Linked DNA regions of Homo sapiens: region 2 is linked to region 1. The links are chromatin contacts, found by POLR2A ChIA-PET in ENCODE. All regions are on one chromosome and are shown on one strand. Each heading gives the region's core, a stretch centred on a gene start or an enhancer-like site at or near the end of the contact. The rest is flanking DNA. Distances are from core to core; before and after follow the strand shown. Region 1 overlaps TRERF1 (transcriptional regulating factor 1). Region 2 has its middle 5.1 kb from the start of TBCC.

Region 1 (6,843 bases), core at 2,155-4,654:
CTAAGCCTCATCTCTCTCTCTCTGTTTCTCTCTCTTTCCTTGGAGCGATTACATAAGCTGGAAAAGGGGTCTTCTCTGCAACATCCTAACTCTCCCAAGAGTCCCTCTCCATCTGTCACCTGTAAATCTGAGCCTTCCCAGTAACGCTTACCGGGATGCAAACGTGCTCAAGTTGTGCACTCTCCTGGGATGTGGGCCCCAGAACAAGGAATTCCCTTGAAGACCCAAGGGCCTTCACTGAGCCCCAGGAGTGGGATTTCTGGCAATGTGACCATATGAGGGAGAACCTATTGGGGAGGCTGGCAGGGTTGGCCAGGTCTCTGAAGGCATATGTGGTGGGGCTTCCTTGAAAGACCTTGGATTTCAACATGTTAGGATATGTGGGCCTCAGGAACTCTCCTGGTCATATTCAGGACTTCCTGGGCTCCAAGCGGGGAGGTGCTGCAGACTCACTTCTACGTTGCCTTCTGAGAGCCATGGTCTTTATGGATCATGGAGGTAAGGACAGGGATTTTGAGACAAGGATGAGAGCCTATTAAGAGAAAAAGCAAAGGAATGAGACCGGAAGCCGGGAGAGATGAGAAATAAACAAGATCCTGGGAAACAGGGAACAGCTGGAGGTGCGGCCCTAAAGGGTTTTTTTTTTGTGCTTATCAGGCACGCCCCTTTCTGGAGAGGTGCCATAGTGGTGGTCCTGACCTCTTGTGGCTCATAACTGAAGACAAACTAATTACTTTTAGACAAATGCATGTACATATTAGGAAATGAAAACCTCCACCATGGCATGGTAAGTATAAGCTTCAGCTAAATTCAGAACCCTAGCTGATGCCAGTAAAAAGAACTATTAGCAAATTCACTGCTTTGTGCTTTGTAAACATCTCTATTCACAAGAAAACATGCTTTAGAGTATGAGTCTACCCTGATCGAACTCTTCATCAACATAAATCCCTGGTTTTACAACAAGAAGCCAAGCTCACCCGATGCTTTCAAATGTGCACAGTTAAACTAGGGCAGAGGTCCCAGCAAGCCTTGCAAAATTAAGCTCATGCATCTAAAAAAATACTGGCCGAGTGCCTCAATGCTAGGCATTGTTCTCCGTGACTGGCACGCAACAGTGAACAAAGAAGACAAAACTCCCTGCCCTCATGGAGATTTCATTTTAATAGGGAGAAACAGAAAATAAAAATTATTATAATTAAAGTGTATAGTGTATTAGATGGCTGTAGATGCTATGGGAAAAAACAAAGTAGGAAATAGTCAGGGAAGCCCTCTCTGAGAAGGTGACATCTGAGCAAATGCCTGAAGGAATAAGAACAATGAGATCTGGGGAAAGAGCATTCTAGGAGGAGGAACAGCAAGAGCCCTGTGGTGGGTACATGCCGGATGTGACTGAGGAATTAGAAGGGTGTGGCTGGGACAGTGAAAACCAGGAGGAAAGCAGTAGGAACAAGGTCAGAGATTCTAAACGTGATTTTAAAACAAAACAGAAGTATAAACTTGATGGAGCGAATAGGTTGGTCGCATAGGGTGCTTAGGAAAGGCCAAGGTAAGGAGGTGTCAGTTGAGCTGAGACCTAAATGAGCAAAGCATGAAGATGTGAGGAGAGAACGTTCACAGCAGTGGTGACAGCGAGTGCAGTGGCTCTGGCAGGGATGAGCGTGCATGTGGCAGGTGTGCAGTGGGTGGGATGAGGCAGCGTGGTAGGACGGGGTCTCCATTATGTAGGGTAGTGGTCTCCACCTGGAGTGATTTTGCCTTCCAGAGGACATTTGGCAGTGTCTAGAAACATTTCTGTGTCACGACTAGGGAAGTGCTATTGGCACCTGGTGGGCAGAGATGCTGCTAAACATCTTACAATGTGCAGGACAGTCCCTTTCAAGACAGAATTCACTAGCTCCAAATGTCAATAGCACTAAGGTTGACAAACCCTGGTGCAGGGCCTCACAAGTCACAGTAAGAAGTCTGGGTGCTCACAGAAGCACATGCCAAGGACTTTCTAATGCCTCGTGCCTGCTGGAGTGTGATCCTTACACGTGGCACATCCAGGTCTAGAGTATGGCACATTGGGATGAAAGAGAAGGGCGCTAGGATCGGCGCTTAGAGCACAGAAGCAGGGGTAGAGGCAAAGAGGCTGTGACGAGGTCACCCTAACCTAACTTGGAGCTAAGAGGGAGCTCCTGGAGTAGAGACAAAGGAGGTCAAATGAAGGGGGGCCATCGGGCTGTCTTCTAGCAGCTGATATCCTTCAAGAGACCAGGTGGGGCCCCTGGGTCAGGGTTGGGGAGAGGAACACCACCCCCCCCCCCACCCACTGCCACCCCCTAACGTCATAGTGAAGTGTCTGAGGGCTGGAGAACGCTGCAAGTCTGAGCAGTGTGGAAGGCACAGGTTGGGACCAGTGTGCAGACAGCTCAAGGCTCAAGAAGGACATCACCAGCAGAAACACAGGCAGAGGCTGAAGAGGAGGGACTTGGGTGGGGGTGCTCTCCTTTCAGGGGAGAGGACCCCCACACCTACCCTCACGGTACCTGGAAGATGCACATGAGGACCCAAGGGAGGCCTAAAAAATAAGAGGCTGTTTTGGGATGATCTCAGATTTGGTTCTTCCTGCAGAATGAGTTGTTCTCTGCTCCACTGGGGGTGGGGGCACCTGGACGTCAGGCTGCCTGGCTAATGGGTCTACACAAATGACATTTCGAGTCACAAGTTATTTAATTTCTCCGCCAAAGTCAAGAAAGTCCATGGGTCTGGGGAAGTGGCTGTGATGACCAATGACTCTGGCACGCAGTTAACCCCAAGCATGCACCTCCTCCTCCCCGCATTGCTAATCTTGATGATTCATCCAGAGAGGCTGGTCTGCCTCAGTGGAAAGAAAATCTAGGTGAGGGTCTCATTACTAAGAAATGAGAAAAATGCCTCAATGTAGAGGCAGGTCAGAACCCTTCCTGGTCACTATCCAAAGAAGCTTTTCTAACTTGGGGAGGACAGATGAAGGGGACTGCCTCATAGTGACTTTGTTCTAACAAAATTTTGGATGGCATTTTCAGGTGCCTGCTTATGTGTGCACAAGCAGGCAGACACCTTCATTAATACTCTTGAAACCACCTTTGCAAAGATTATGACAGTGACAGGAGTCTAGCATGGCTGACTCCATCTTGCCTCTAGCCTCACAAGCCAGCTGTCCTCCCTCATTCCTGGGTGTAGACCAAGCTAACCATGGGAGGAATTTAGTTTATTGTTTTAACTTTGAAGCAAGGATGATAACAGTCCCTCCCTGAAACGAACCCCCTCCTTGCTCAGGGACCAAAATCGCCTTTGTCTTGGTAATGAAAGGCCACAAGATTAGGATTATGGGAGGGGCCTGAATTCTGCTAACATGTAGGTGTAGCTAAAGGATAACCAGCCATTCCCCTCCACCGCCCCCAGCTTGCCTTTTTATAATCCCTTGCTACTCATGAGTCATGTGGCCAGAGGTCACAAGATTTGTGACTTCCCCAATTGCTCCTATAGATAACATCACTATTGTAGAACTTAAGATGGGTCTTTTGAGATGCTTTTCAGACTTTTGCATTCTGGCAACCATCTGACTCTACCTGGACCTGGGACTCATGACAACCTGTCCTGTGGCCCCCTAATGTAGAGGCTGACTCAGCACACAAGGACCATTTTCCACACCCCTACGATTTCAACCTTCACCAATCAGCAGCTCCCATTCCCCTGTCCACAAAATTATCCGTAGAACACCCTAGCCTCTGAGTTCTCTGGGAGACCAATTTGAGTAATAACTCCAGTCTTTCTGCTTGGCTGGCTCTGCCTTAAACTGTTTGTCTACTACAATACTGTGGTCTCAGTGAATTGGTTTTGTCTGTGCAGGAGGAAGGAAGAACCTGTTGGGTAATTATACCCTCACTCAGCACTAATTTCCTCCTCAGTAGTTTTTGTTTGTTTGTTTGTTTGTTTTGAGACAGAGTCTTGCTCTGTTGCCCAGGCTGGAGTGCAGTGGCATGATCATGGCTTGCTGCAGCCTCAACCTCCCAGGCTCAAGCAATCCTCCCACCTCAACCTCTCAAGAAGCTGGGACTACAGGTGCGCACCATTATCCCCGGCTAATTAAAAAATTTTTTATAGAGACAGGGTCTCATTTTGTTGCCCAGGCTGCTCTTGAACTCCTGGGCTCAAGCAAGCCTCCCGCCTTGGCCTCCTAAAGTGCTGGGATTACAAGCGTGAGCTCCCAGACCTCAATAATTTTTAAAATAACAGTCTTCTCCACATCTAAAACATGTTCACTGTAAAAATTTTAGAAAACAGATACAAAATAAAAAGAAGAAAAACTCCATCACTTGTTGAGAATTATTTTTTTTTTTGCTAAACTTTTTAAGATATAGTTGAGATTATATTGTATACATAATTTTGAATCCTGCTTATAAAATAAGCATTTTGTCATGTTGTTAAAAGTTCTAGGCTAGGCACGGTGGCTCACACCTGTAATCCCAGCACTTCAGGAGGCCGAGGCAGGCGGATCACCTGAGGTTAGGAGTTCAAGACCAGCCTGGCCAACATGGCAAAACCCCGTCTCTACTAAAAATACAAAAATTAGCTGGGCGTGGTGGCAGGCGCCTGTAATCCCAGCTACTTGGGAGGCTGAGGCAGGAGAATCGCTTGAACTTGGGAGGTGGAGGTTGTAGTAAGCCGAGATCACCCCACTACACTCTAGTCTGAGTAACAGGGCGAGACTCTGTCTCCAAAAAAAAAAAAAAGCTCTTTGTAAATACTAGTTTTAACCATTGAATAATAATCCACTCTAACGCTACAAGAAATAGAGGTCCATATTCTCCAAGGTCTTATTTCGCTGAATACAAGTAGTTTTAAACCAGCCCCCAACACTGAATACAGGAAATTTCTGAGCACTTAATAATGAGTGCCAGGCACTCTACCCCTACCATGTAGGGTGGCTGTGGGGAGGGCTAACATTGGACTGACATAGACAAAATTTCTTTCTTTTCTACAGTCTTGGGATCTCTACACTTCACTTGGTGGAGGGTCATATTCCACTGTTTTCAGTGAAACAGCCAAGACGAACCCTTCATTCAGTTAAGAGGAAGCTCCAGGCTCTAGTTAGGCACTGGAAGTAAAGGAAATGTGGGTTAGGTCCCAAGAAGCAGAGGTAATGTGGACAACTGAAAGGCTCCAGAATGGATACTCAGGGGCTGGACAACTACAGCCTGAAGGCCAATCCGCTGCCTGTTTATGTAAATAAAGCTTTATTAGAACATAGCCACACCCATTCATTTCAGTATTATCTATGGCTGCTTTCAGCTGCAACAAGCAGAGTTCAGTAGCTGCAATAGAGACCATGGCTGCAAGCCCAAAATATGTAGTACCTGGTCCTTGAAGACAACATTGTTTGATTCCTGTATTGGGAGGCCAACCATCCTCCAAAATAGATGCTCTCCCTTCTTTGGCTAAGAGTCCTCACTTAGAAGTACTCTGAAGTGTGGCCAGCCAGAGACTACATTTCCCATCTCCTCCTGCAGCAAGGTGGAACTCCCTGACCAGTTCTCTCCAATGAAATGTGGGCCAAGTAACTTGTATCGCTTTTGGGCCAAGGTGGTTAAGAAGCAGGTGAGCCTTCTCCATCTTCTGTTTCCCTTCCACCTGAATGAAGAGTCCTCATAGGCCTGTGGCAGTGTTTCTCCACCTTTTCTTCATTGTTGCCCTCCTAAGGGGACTTTTTAGACATTTTTTTTCCCTAATTACTTTCCTCCATGACATTTTCACACCACAGATATACTCTATATCTGTTTATGTACCATGTAGATGTTTGTGATTTATGCATCAAAATGTAAGATTTTTCAGCCTCCAAGATCTTTGCCCCCTTGGGCATGATACTGCCCCCATTAAAGATGCATGCTCCAGAGTATAGCAGAGTGACAGAGGCAAGGCATGTAGATCCCTAAATTACCTTGTAGAGGAAAGCCAGTTACAACCAGAAACACTTGCATTGACTGTTACAAGGGCAAGAAATAAACTTCCTTCATGTTAAACTCCTGAAATGTGGGAGATGATTACAGCAGCTAATGTTGCCCTAACCAATACAAGCTTTTAATTTGATTGTTAAAAAAAGTATGAGCCTGGCACACTGGCTCATGCCTGTGATCCCAGCATTTTGGGGGGCTGAGGCAGGAGGATCACTTGAGCCCAGGAGTTCGAAACTAGGCTGAACAACATAGGGAAACCCCATGTCTACAAAAAAATGTAAAAATTAACTGGGTGTGATGGTGTGTGCCTGTGGTCCCAGCTACCTGGGAGGCTGAGGTGGAAGGATTGCTTGAGCCTGGGAGGTCAAGGCCATGATTGTGCCACTGCACTCCAGCCTGGGTGACAGAGTGAGACTGTGTTTCAAAAAAAAAAAAAAAAAATGGTGCATTCAATAGACATATAATAATATAATGCTATATATTATATTAAATACATTATATCATTATTATTTTTTGTTTGTTTTTGTTTTGAGATGGAGTCTCACTTTGTCTCCCAGGCTGGAGTGCAGTGGTGTGATCTCAGCTCACTGCAACCTCTGCCTCCTGGGTTCAAGCAATTCTTCTGCTTCAGCCTCCCGAATAGCTGGGATTACAGACACCCATCACTATGCCCAGCTAATTTTTGTATTTTAGTAGAGATGGGGTTTCACCATGTTGGCCAGGCTGGCCTCGAACTCCTGACCTCAAATGATCCACCTGGCGGCCTCCCAAAGTACTGGGATTACAGGCATGAGCCACCGCACCCAGCCATAACTAAATTATATTATATTATTATATGTCTATTCAATCAAACTTTTAATCCTAA
Region 2 (6,843 bases), core at 3,492-5,991, 430 kb after region 1:
ATAGGAAAAAATATAATAATCTAGTTTAAAAATGGGCAAAAAGTCTAAATAGACATTTCTCAAAAGAAGACATACAAATGGCAAACAGGCATATGAAAAGGTGCTTAACATCATGGATCATCAGAGAAAGGCAAATCAAAACTACAATGGGATATCATCTTCCCCCAGTCAAAATGGCTTTTATCCAAAAGACTGGCAATAGCAAACGCTGGTGAGGATGCGGAGAAAAGAGAACCCTCGTACACTGTTGGTGGGAATGTAAATTAGTACAACCACTATGGAAAACAGTTAGGAGGTTCCTCAAAAAACTAAAACTAGAGCTACCATATGATCCAGCAATCCCACTCCTAGGTAGAGACCCAAAAGAAAGGAAATCAGTACATCAAAGAGATATCTGCATTTTCATGTTTGTTGCAGCACTGTTCACAATAGCCAAGATTTGGAAGCAACGTAAGTGTCCATCGACAGATGAATGGATAAAGAAAATGTGGTACATATATACAATGGAGTACTTACTATTCAGCCATAAAAAGAACAGGATCCTGTCATTTGCAACAAATGGATGGAACTGGAGGTCTTTATGTTAAGTGAAATGAGCCAGGAACAGAAAGACAAACTTCAAACGTTCTCATTTATTTGTGGGAGTTAAAAATTAAAACAGTTGAATCCATGGAAATAGAGAGTAGAAGGATGATTACCATAGGCTGGGAAGGGTAGTGGGGGCTGGGGCAAGTGGGGATGGTTAATGGGTACAAAAAATTAGTTAAAGACTGGGCGCGGTGGCTCACGCCTGTAATCCCAGCACTTTGGGAGGTCGAGGTGGGTGGATCACCTGAGGTCAGGAGTTTGAGACCAGCCTGACCAACATAGTGAAACCCCATCCATACTAAAAATACAAAATTAACTGGGGGTGGTGGCACCTGCCTGTAATCCCAGCTACTTGGGAGGCTGAGGCAGGAGAATCGCTTGAACCCGGGAGGCAAAGGTTGCAGGAAGCTGAGATTGTGCCATTCCACTCCAGCCTGGGTAATAAGAGTGAAACTCCGTCTCAAAAAAAAAATAATTACTTAGAAAAAATGAATCAGAGTTGAGCACAGTGGCTAACTAACTTCTGTAACTCCAGCACCTTTGGAGGCTGGAGTGGAAGGATCACTTGAGCCCAGGAGTTTAAGACCAGCCTGGGCAACGTAGGGAGACACTGTCTCTAAAAAAATTTAAAAATTAGCCAGGCATGGTGGTGCAGGTCTATAGTCCCAGCTACTGGGGAGGCTGAGGTGAAAGGATCATTTACACCTGGGAGATCAAGCCTCCAGTGAGCCAGGATCACACCACTGCACATCAGCCTGGGTGACAAAGCGAGACCCTGTCTGAAAAAATAAAAATAAAATGAATCAGACCTAGTATTTGTTAGCACAACTAGGTGACTATAGTCAAAAATAATTTAATTGTACATTTTAAAATAACTAAAAGAGTATCATTGGATTGTTTGTAACAAAGGATAAATGTTTGAGGGGATGGACACCCCATTTACTCTGATGTGACTATTACTCATTGCATTACTATTACTCATTGTATCAAATAACCCATAAATTTATACACCTACTACTTATCCACAAAAATTAAAAATTTAAAAATTTAAAAATCCTCCTACTTCAGCCCCCTGAGTAGCTGGGACCACAGATATGCACCACCATGCCTGGCTAATTTTTTAATTTTGTGTTAGAGATAGGGTCTCATGTTGCCCAGGCTGGTCTCTAACTCCTGGGCTCAAGTGATCCTCCTACCTCAGTCTCCCAAAGTGCTGGCATTACAGGGGTGAGCTACTGCCCCATCCAGTACTTTTTATTAAGGCCCCTGGGGACATATCCCAGTTTTTTCTTCTTTTTTCTTTTTTCCCTTGAGACAGAGTTTTGCTCTGTCACCCATGCTGCAGTGCAGTGTCACGATCTCAGCTCACTACAACATCTGCCTCCCAGGTTCACATGATTCTGCTGCCTCAGCCTCCTGAGTAGCCAGGATTACAGGCATGCACCACGCCCGGCTAATTTTTGTATTTTTAGTAGAGATGGGGTTTCGCCATGTTGGCCAGGCTGGTCTCGAACTCCTGACCTCAGGTGATCCTCCCACCTCAGCCTCCCAAAATGCTGAGATTACAGGCGTGAGCCACTGCGCCCGGCCCCAGTATCCCAGTCTTACAGCTGTTATTGGACTGAAGAAGTCAGTTGGTTCTTTAACGTCAGTCACAATTGAACCCAAGTCAAGTCTAGCCCATAGTTTCCAGAGATGTAATGTTATAGTTTGGGTTTCCATGGCAGGAAACACATTTCATGCCATGACCATACCAAAATTGAAGATTAAGAGAAACTAAAATCAGCCAGGCGCAGTGGCTCATGCCTGTAATCCCAGCACTTTGGGAGACAGAGGTGGGTGGATCACCTGAGGTCAGGAGTTCGAGACCAGCCCGGACAACATGGTGAAACCCCATCTCTACTAAAAATACAAAAATTAGCTGGGCGTGGGCCAGCCACGGTGGCTCACGCCTGTAATCCCAGCACTTTGGGAGGCCGAGGCGGGCGGATCATGAGGTCAGGAGATCGAGACCATCCTGGCTAACGTAGTGAAACCCCGTCTCTACTAAAAATACAAAAAATTAGCTGGGTGTGGTGGCGGGCGCCTGTAGTCCCAGCTACTCGGGAGGGTGAGGCAGGAGAATGGCGTGAACCCGGGAGGCGGAGCTTGCAGCGAGCCGAGATCGCGCCACTGCACTCCAGTCTGGGCGACAGAGCGAGACTCCGTCTCAAAAAAAAAAAAAAAAAAGAGAAATTAAAATAAAATAAAATACAAATAAATAACAAACATAAACTAAACATGTACCCAGTCAAAAAGTTAAATTGGCTTGTTCTCACTTGTAACCTCAACACTTTGGGAGGCCAAGGTGGGAGGATCCCTTGAGCCTAGGAGTTCAAGACCAGCCTGGGCAACATGGTGACATCCCAGCTCTCCAAAAAAAAGTAAAAAAATTAGCCAAGTGTGGTGGCTACTTAGGATGCTGAGGTAGGATAATTGCTTGAGCCTGGGAGGTCAAGGCTGCAGTGAGCCATAATTGCACCACTGCACTCCAGCCTAGACAACAGAGTGAGACCCTGTTGTAAAAAACAACAACAACAAAAAAGCTAAACTGTCAATGCTCCTTGGGAGAAATTTGTGCATGAACTGGATTTGCTAATGTTTATTAAACTGCAACTTCTATGGAATGTTCTTGGTAATGTCCATAAGCATTCCTCTGCTCAAGGACCTTAAAAGTCATCCAACTTTTTAATCATCTTTCTTGGAAATTACCATCTCTGATGAGATGTGCGTGAATGGCCCTCCCCGGAGAATTTCAGTAACCAAAGCTGGGGAAAAAGCAGTTACTCCTCCCTCCTTCATTTCCCCTCCTCAAAGATTACAGCTAACTTTTATGTAAATCTTTAGTACTTTTTGATTGGCCAGAAGTTTCCCCTGTTCTTTCCCATAGTGGTCGTTCCTTGGTTTCTCTTTAAGCTTTTTCCTTTTTTTTTTTTTTTTTTTGTGAGATAGTGTCTTGCTTTGCCACCCAGGCTGGAGTGCAGTGGCGTGATCTAGGCTTACTGCAATCTCTGCCTCCTGGGTTCAAGTGATTCTCAGGCCTCAGCCTCCCGAGTAGCTGGGATAATAGGTGCACACCACCATGCCCAGCTAATTTTTCTATTTTTACTAGACACGGGGTTTCACCAAGTTGGCCAGGCTGGTCTCGAACTCCTGACCTCAAGTGATCTGCCCACCTCAGCCGCCCAAAGTGTTGAGATTACAGGCGTGAGCCACCGCTCCTGGCCTCCTCATTTTTTTTTTTTTATTGAGACAAGGTCTCACTCTGTCGCCCAAGCTGGAGTGCAGTGGCACAATCACAGTTCACTGTAGCCTTGACCTCTAGGTTCAAGCAATCATCCCGCCTCAGCCTCCTGAGTAGCTGGGACCACAGGCGTGTGCCACCATGCCTAGCTAATTTTTGTATTTTTTGTAGAGACAGAGTCTTCCTATGTTACCCAGGCTGGTCTTGAACCCCTAAGCTCAAGTGATCTTCCCACCAAGGCCTCCCAAAATGCTGAGATTACAGGCATGAACTACCAAGCCTGGCCCATGCCTCATTTTCAAAAGAGACTAAGGAAAATCCCAGATTTCCCAGAGGAAGTGACATTTGTCTTGTATGAAATTTTGGCAAGTGCATGGGGACCCAATCTGTGTGGGCACTGCTCGAGAAAAGGCCAGGAAATACGGCAAAAACTATTTGCACTGAATATTTATTTTTTGAGATGGAGTTTCGCTCTGGCATTCAGGCTGGAGTACAGTGGTACAGTCTCGACTCACCGTACCCTCCTCCTCCCAGGTTCAAGCGATTATCTTGCCTCAGCCTCCTGAGTAGCTGGGATTACAGGCGCCTGCCACCATGCCCGGCTAATTTTTGTATTTTTAGTAGAAACGGGATTTCACCATGTTGGCCAGGCTGGTCTCAAACTCCTGACTTCAGGTGATCCACCTGCCTTGGCCTCCCAAGGCAAATCCCAAGGCAATCCCGAAGTGCTGAGATTACAGGCATGAGCCACAGCGCTGGCCTGCCCTTAGTGTCTTCCATTTCCTCCTCCAGATCCATTCTTCATTTTTCTCCACGCTGTTCTACATCCTGGGAGCTGACTCATATGGACTGCGGCAGCAGACTTCTTTGCCCTGAAATTTCCAGTTGGGCTCTACCAACGGGAGGCACCAATAAAAGAGAATGACATTGTTTAAGTCCCATGGCTCTCTCCCTGCCAGGTCACCATGGATTGGCAGCATCCCTCCACTGAGGACTGAAACTCCTGTCAGGTAGCTCAATAACTGTCTATCTCTCTCTGCATTCAGGTAACATTTTTGTCCCTTCAGCCCTAAGGATGGTAACAGATATTGTACCATCTCTAATTGCTTTTCTTATACTCTGCCCACAGCTTTGTAAATAGCTCCTGTATTAAGCTCTTCTCAAAGTATCCATTTTGAGCAAGCCATCTGTTTCCTGCCAGAGCCCTGACATTGTGTTTGATTAATGGGTATTAGTTCAGACTAGCTGGTGCATGAAATGTGTGTGATGAAACAGTAAAACATCATGTAAGAACAGTAGGCTGAAACAGATGGTGGAGGGGCTTGTCTTCCAGGCCAGGAAGTCTATCAGATAATAAGAATCTCAGAAGGTTTTAGATCAGGAGTGACATACTTTAAGAAAACTAATTTAGTAGCTGTATGCAGAATAGTTCAGAAATTGGAGATGGGGAGATGAGTTAGGAGATGATTACCATTACTAGTAGAGGAAGGTAATATTTTGTAACCATCAAACTGGCAAAGACCCAAAAATTTCTTTTTTTTTTTGAGATGGAGTTTTGCTCTTGTCGCCCAGGCTGGAGTGCAGCGCCACAATCTCAGCACACTGTAACCTCTGCCTCTTGGGCTCAAGATATTCTCCTGCCTCAGTCTCCCAAGTAGCTGAGATTCCATGTGTGTGCCACCATGCCCGGCTAATTTTTGTATTTTTAGTAGTGACGAGGTTTCACCCTGTTGGCCAGGCTGGTCTCGAACTCCTGACCTCAGGTGATCCACCTGCCTTGGCCCCCCAAAGTGCTGGGATTACAGGGATGAGCCACCGCGCCTGGCACCACCCCCTTTCTTTTTTTTCTTTTTTTTTTTTTTATACAGAGTCTTGCTCTGGAAATGCAATGGCACAGTAATGGCTCACTGCTACCTCTTCTTGCCAGGTTCAAAGGATTCTCATGCCTCAGCATCCCGAGTAGCTGGGATTACAAACACGCACCACCACCCAGCACTTGGAAGACCACGGGGGACAGATTGCTTGAGCTCAGGAGTTCGAGACCAGCCTGGGCAACATGATGAAGCCCTCTCTACAAAAAATACACAAATTAGCCGGGGGTGATGGGGTGCACCTGTAGTCCCAGCTACTTGGGAGGCTGAGGTTGGAGGATATCTTGAGCCCAGAAGGTCCTTCACCCAGACCCTGTCTCAAAGAAACAAAGGAAAAAAAAAAAAAAAAGGACCGGGCACAGTGGCTCACGCCTATAATCCCAGGACTTTGGGAGGCTGAGGCAGGTGGATCAGCCGAGGTCAGGAGTTCAAGACCAGTCTTGCCAACATGGTGAAATTCTCTATTAAAAATACAAAAAATTAGCCGAGCATGGTGGCGGGCTCCTGTAATCCCAGCTGCTCGGGAGGTTGAGGCAAGAGAGTCACTTGAACCAGGGACGCTGAGGTTGCACTGAGCTGAGATCACGCCACTGCACTCCAGCCTGGGCAACAAGAGCGAAACTCTGTCTCAAAAAAAAAAAAAAAAAAGAAACACGTAAAGAGTGATGGCTCTCCGAAGGAACTGAATGTCTAGGGACAAAGGAATTACCTATGGTTTTTTGTTTTTGAGACAGTGTCTCACTCTGCCACACAGGCTGGAGTGCAGTGGCGTGATGTCAGCTCACGACAACCTGTCTCCCAGGTTCAAGCAGTTCTCCTGAGTAGCTGGGACTACAGGTGTGAACTATCATGCCCGGCTAATTTTTGTGTTTTTAGTAGAGACGGGGTTTCACCTGGCACCGGGTCTCCAACTCTTGACCTCAAGTGATCTGCCCACCTCAGCCTCCCAAAGTGCTGGGATTGCAGGCGTGAGCCCCCGGGCTCAGCTCTGGAATTTATTAAATATGTATCTATACCCTGACACTGCTGGTTACTGTCTATAATCCGAGTGTTTTGGGAGGCTGAGGCAGGAGAATTGCTTGAGGTCAGGAGTTCGAAACC

Evidence for each region. ChIA-PET counts read pairs that join two places held with the same protein, here RNA polymerase II (POLR2A).
Region 2: POLR2A ChIA-PET joins it to region 1 with 21 read pairs in activated CD4-positive, alpha-beta T cell. The contact joins two enhancer-like sites. POLR2A ChIA-PET finds 5 or more read pairs at or near these places in 3 of 52 experiments (B cell, HCT116 and activated CD4-positive, alpha-beta T cell).

The regions. Positions count from the first base shown.
Region 1 is chr6:42,313,412-42,320,254 of GRCh38, forward strand. All of the region lies in intron 3 of TRERF1 (transcriptional regulating factor 1), which reads right to left. Among named protein-coding and RNA genes, the nearest start is that of MRPS10, 99 kb to the left of the region's middle. RefSeq lists enhancers at 1,853-2,520, 2,589-2,648, 3,239-3,328. Within about 2 kb of position 3,405, at least 11 of the 41 ENCODE cell types and tissues checked have a DNase peak (open chromatin) inside an H3K27ac peak, as active enhancers do.
Region 2 is chr6:42,737,575-42,744,417 of GRCh38, forward strand. No RefSeq gene overlaps it. Among named protein-coding and RNA genes, the nearest start is that of TBCC, 5.1 kb to the right of the region's middle. Within about 2 kb of position 4,742, at least 3 of the 41 ENCODE cell types and tissues checked have a DNase peak (open chromatin) inside an H3K27ac peak, as active enhancers do.